Linked DNA regions of Mus musculus: region 2 is linked to region 1. A link is a loop called in an ENCODE intact Hi-C map of the cell type or tissue named here. Cell type or tissue: heart. All regions are shown on one strand.

Region 1 (2,500 bases):
GTCTTGCTAGATGTAGTTCAAACCTACCTTAAATTGGTGGTTCCTTGGCAAATGTTGATTCCGCCACCATAACTTTAAGCCTAATAAAACTGATACTTCAAAAACACCCTTCTCCTACTTCAGAACTGGACAAATGCTAAGTATTAAGAACCTGCCACTGAGTAGAGTGGCCTAATTATTCTCCAATTCATTAGTTCATACCTGCTCTTTATGTTCAAGATATGCAGTTTCAAGTTCTTGCCACCCAGAAACCGGAACCAGCGTATACTGGACGTGGTCACACTGAAACAGGGCCTGGAGAGAGAGCATGTGGTCAGAAACCCTCATTAAAGATAACTTACCTGCAATCACCAGAAGCAGACTAGTTGAGTTGAGACAAAGATCTATGTGATATGCTGTTTGGTAAAAGGTCAATAGGAGAAGCTACGTGGCAAGGCTGTGAGCAAGAATTCAATCTGAATCTGTACAGTGTGCCAAAGTAAAACATTAAGAGAAAAAAAATACCCTAATTTTAATTACAGGGGTTCTGAAAAATTCCTAACCCCAGCACATTGTAAAAACCACACTATGAGCCGGGTGTGGTGGCGCACGCACGCCTTTAATCCCAGCACTCGGAAGGCAGAGGGAGATGGATTTGAGTTCGAGGCCAGCCTGGTCTATAAAGTGAGTTCCAGGACAGCCAGGGCTACACAGAGAAACCCTGTCTTGAAAAAACAAAAACAAAAAAACAAACCACACTATGGTCAGAGCCCAAACTAACAATCTTCTCTAATAGACTCGGGGCTCCTGTATTTCCTGCACTCCCTATTATACCACTCCCCACTGTCACATCTCCTCTCTCAAATTCCATCTTTGAGAGGTCATTTACAAATTCAAAGATTTCAGAAGTGAAACCATTTTCACTTGGGTTACTGTATAAAACACTACGTACTTGTCTCACTGTTTGCACTATACTTCTCTCTAGCTCCAGTATAGGTCAGAGAGGATATTTTGGGTTCCTCACCTCCTGCCTGCTCCTTCTGGTCCCTCCCCTTCTGTGACCTACCCCCTGCTGGGGCCAACCCTGATCTGTCACCTCTCCCTCCTGTCCTACCTTCCTAAGGTATTCAAAGCTCACCTGGAGGATCTTGCAAGCACACAAGGCATCCACGTCCGAGGCCACAAAGAGAAGGACCCTCTGTAGAAGCAAACGTGGACAGATGAGTTGAACACAGGGACGCTAAACTCTGTGGCAACTCTCTGACCTCCCGGCCCATCCACGGACACTCGCCCTCTTCTCCCCAGCCCCCAGATAAGGTTTGGATCAGGATCGTGGAATGGGAGTCACCTGGTTGTGGACCGTCTCGTAGAACTCCTTGCGGAAATCGGTCACGAACATAGCCACAGCGGCGGATACCTAGAACTGGCGCTGAGACACGGACAGCCCCGGAGGTCGTCAAGACTCCCGCCAAATCACAGCTCTTCTGATTGGTCCACGCCAGCAGCCAATAATTCTTAGCCTTTCCTCCTTTCTGATTGGTTCCTACTGGGGACAGCCAATAATGCTCTGCTATTCGCAGCTGGATAAGACCCGCCCGTCCCTCAAAAAATGAAACATCTTTCCTCAGGCTGCGAACCTTGTTGCCGGTGTTGACGCTAACGTCCAGTCACCCAAAACCACCTATGTTTGGCAGACATCTTTACTTCGGGAAGGAAGGTCTATTATCTGACCCTGGCATACTTAGAAAACAATATACTCTTAGACATAAAGTAAATTCAGTCACACATTATTTGAATGTGTTTCCAATAAGTTTCCAATACACGGTTCGTCGAATTAGAGTGAGCTATAGATTACTTCCGCCCGAATCCATGATGGCCGGGATCAACGCCGGAAACTCTAGCTGCATTCTGGGTATTGTAGTCCGTAAGGAGAACGGCTCCTATCAAGTTGTTTGGAAGAGAGTACTATCTAAACATTATAAACAGTCGCTATCCTGTGAAATCAATTATCAAGTGTTTTAATGTTTACTTTAAGTAATATTCAAACCTCAGGCCTTCCCATGACTTTCTGTTTTTCCGCCGCTGACTTCAGGCCTCCGTACCCCATCCCCTGCGGTGTTCCGTCACTTCCGGCGAGCCTCTCGCGGTTTCTGGGTTTCAGAGCAGTGGCCTGGACTGCAAAGAGGGAGCTGTGGGTTTTTATTGTAAGGTTCAGGAAAAGAAGCGGCATCACCAAACGCTGTCAGTCATGGTGAGTTGACCGGGGATCGCGAACCGGATGATGCCAGAGTTGCCCCTGGAGCTGGCAGGGAGGGCCTGGACCTGGTGGCGGAGGTGCCGAGTCACCCGGGCCTGCGTCGGGCCCCGACACTGTCCCGAGAGCTTCTGTCCCAAGTGGGACCCATAATTACGAGCCACCTCTTTTCTTCTTAGCTTGTCCGAGTCATGACTCGAATGCCTTTCGGCGGGACAGCAGCCCCGAGAGTAAAAAGGAACCTGCTACTTTATGTCGATAGTTCTC
Region 2 (2,500 bases), 560 kb before region 1:
AAATTGGAAATTAAGCCTTTGGTTTTATCTTTCACATCATCTGATTGTATTTACAACCAGCATCACAAAAAAAAAAAAAAAAATCACAGGATATCATGAAACAAGACTGTGTATTTTGACACTCCTACACACTCAAACATCAATGGGTTACACACACCCAAGTCCTTGGCAAAGTAGCTTGGGAGAAACTTCCTCTTCTGTTAAAAAAAAAAATACCCACCATGAAAAAGAACATGATATACTCAAAAGGAAGAGCAGCCGTAACAGTTTTTACTGAGGGTTATCCAAGCACTTGTTAGTTTACAATCCCTCCAGCAATAATACCCAAGCTTGAAATTTTAAGCCGAAAGAAGCTAGGAAAAGTATGACAAATAAGCTCTAAGATTCTGACTCAACTTGGAGAATTACAAGGACATGCATGTTTAAATCTGACAAGATCACGTGCTTTGATAATATAGAGAAATCCCAGACTCACTACCTAACTCAACAGGATAAAGAAACAGAAACCTTTCGTTCGGTTTCTCAGCACTGCGGCTAAGCTGCGGCCGACACACGAGCCACCAACAAAGCCGCCCCCGCCCAGAGTCCGCGCGTCTAATATCTGTACCCTGCGCTGGGACGCGAGCTTTCCCCACCGAAGGCGCAATGTCCTAATGAATGAAGGGGTCTGCGTGCAACTGGAAGGAGGATTGCCGCCCCTAATGGGAAGATCACAAGTGGGCCACGACGGAGGAGATCGGCCACCTCCAGGTCCCCAGGTGAAGCCGGGAGCCCAGTTTGGGCATGGCTGTTCATCCGCAGACCACAAGGTCACGCGCCGCCCTGTAGACCCCGAGATCGGAGTCTTGGCCAGCAGCTCCCACTCGCGGACCCCCAAAGACCTCGAGCACCCCAGGCCCAGGCGCCTCGACAGGCCCCGAACCCGCAAGCCAGCGAGGGTTGGAGGCCGAGGCGCGGGCCGCCCACGTGGCCGCCCATAGCGGCCCTTGCCTCTCCGGCTGCCCTGCCCCACCCGGGCCTCGCTGTACCTTGGCGGCCGCCATGGGGGCGCGGCGACGGTGGCTCGACTAGCTCAGGCGTCGCTGGCTCGGCGGCCTCTGGGCGGCTAGTCGCAGCTCCTTTCCTCCGCGTCTGGCGCCGGCGCTCCCGCCCGTCCGCTCTTCCCTCCGCCCCCCGACCCGAACCCTGACCCCTGACCCCAGCGGCGGGAAACGCGCAGTGATTCAAAACCAGTGTAGCTTTATTGGCTCCGACAGCGGACATTCATTGTCCGGCCCGCCCCGCGCTTCCCGCCAAAACGCCCGCGGCGCATGCCCGGCCGCGCCTCAGCCCGGGGAGCGCGCTCTCCCGGCGACCCACGCGCGCACTTCCGCCTGCAGGCTGAGTGCCTCCGACGCTGGCGTGAGCGGCTGCTGGAAGGATCAGTCGGGACTCGGCGCGCGGCGGTGACGTCATCGGAACCAAGCCCTTAGAGAGAGGAGACGCAGCTAGTGTGCGCTGGCCAGCCGAAGGCAGGCGCAGCGTGTGGCCCTTGGGGACAGTGCATCCGCAAACCTCAGTCCCAGCTCTGAGCACCCGAGTTTTGAGTCCCTGTGTGGAGCTGCGGTCTACCTTCACGGCGGCGTACCTCGTATCTGCGCCCTTGTTGGGTGGGAGGCCGAGCCGGTGGTCCTCGTGAGCACCCTGGTCCGGGCAACAGACGAGCCAGGAGATGAGTGAGCCGGCCGCGGAAGTAAAGCAAAGGGAGACGTGCAGGAGATGTGGACGGGGTGGGCGGAGGTGGGTTGGGGCAGCAGTCATTACTGTCGGATCAAAGATAGGATGGGGGAGAATTGGGTCTCGAGAGTAAAAGAACGGGTTTCTCCAGGGCTTCGTGGAGTGTGCACTAATGGAGATCTGTCAGCGGTTTGGGGGAGCGAGTCATACCAATTAGAGCCTTCAGCCAGGCCCGTCTGTTCCCACGTAGGTTCCGGAGCCCATGGAGGACTGCGGCCAGGATGCCAGTGCTGTACCCAGCTCTGCGGCCCCACTATGTCAAAAAGAGGAAGCAGGGCCTGGGCCAGCTGCAGGGCCTGGAACGCAGCCTGGGCTCTACAGCTACATAAGGGATGACTTGTTCACATCAGAAATCTTTAAACTGGAGCTCCAAAATGTACCTCGCCACGCCAGCTTCAGTGACGTCCGGCGTTTTCTAGGCCGTTTTGGTCTACAGTCCCACAAAATCAAACTCTTTGGACAGCCACCATGTGCCTTTGTAACATTCCGAAGCGCTGCTGAACGAGACAAGGCCTTGCGAGTGCTGCACGGTGCTCTCTGGAAAGGCTGTCCGCTCAGCGTACGCCTGGCCCGACCCAAGGCTGACCCCATGGCTAGGAAGAGGCGGCAAGAAGGTGATAGTGAGCCATCAGTAACACAAATTGCCGATGTGGTGACCCCTCTGTGGACAGTGCCCTACACTGAGCAGCTGGAGCAGAAGCGACTGGAATGTGAGCGGGTGCTA

The links. Hi-C counts contacts between places; a loop is a spot of excess contacts. Peaks named below come from ENCODE experiments on the same cell type or tissue, not always from the same donor. Only the 100,000 strongest peaks of a DNase experiment are listed, where the experiment ranks them.
Region 2: a loop joins it to region 1, with 2.9 times the contacts of the local background. A loop is called at or near these places in 2 of 42 quality-filtered maps.

What each region holds. Positions count from the first base shown.
Region 1 is chr16:18,810,188-18,812,687 of GRCm38, forward strand. It overlaps Cdc45 (cell division cycle 45), which reads right to left and starts at 1,785. Exons shown (of 19, transcript NM_001358206.1): 1 at 1,328-1,785; 2 at 1,118-1,177; 3 at 202-294. The coding sequence starts at 1,378. Ufd1 (ubiquitin recognition factor in ER-associated degradation 1) reads left to right here and starts at 2,107. Exons shown (of 12, transcript NM_011672.4): 1 at 2,107-2,230. The coding sequence starts at 2,228. In heart, CTCF peaks have their summits at 1,439 and 2,301; DNase peaks (open chromatin) are centred at 1,544 and 2,114; H3K4me3 peaks cover 2,049 bases; H3K27ac peaks cover 1,661 bases.
Region 2 is chr16:18,247,520-18,250,019 of GRCm38, forward strand. It overlaps Ranbp1 (RAN binding protein 1), which reads right to left and starts at 1,175. Exons shown (of 6, transcript NM_011239.2): 1 at 1,029-1,175. The coding sequence starts at 1,043. It overlaps Trmt2a (TRM2 tRNA methyltransferase 2A), which reads left to right and starts at 1,364. Exons shown (of 12, transcript NM_001080999.2): 1 at 1,364-1,732; 2 at 1,967-2,500. The coding sequence starts at 1,712. In heart, a CTCF peak has its summit at 1,496; DNase peaks (open chromatin) are centred at 1,372, 2,012 and 2,402; H3K4me3 peaks cover 2,500 bases; H3K27ac peaks cover 2,368 bases.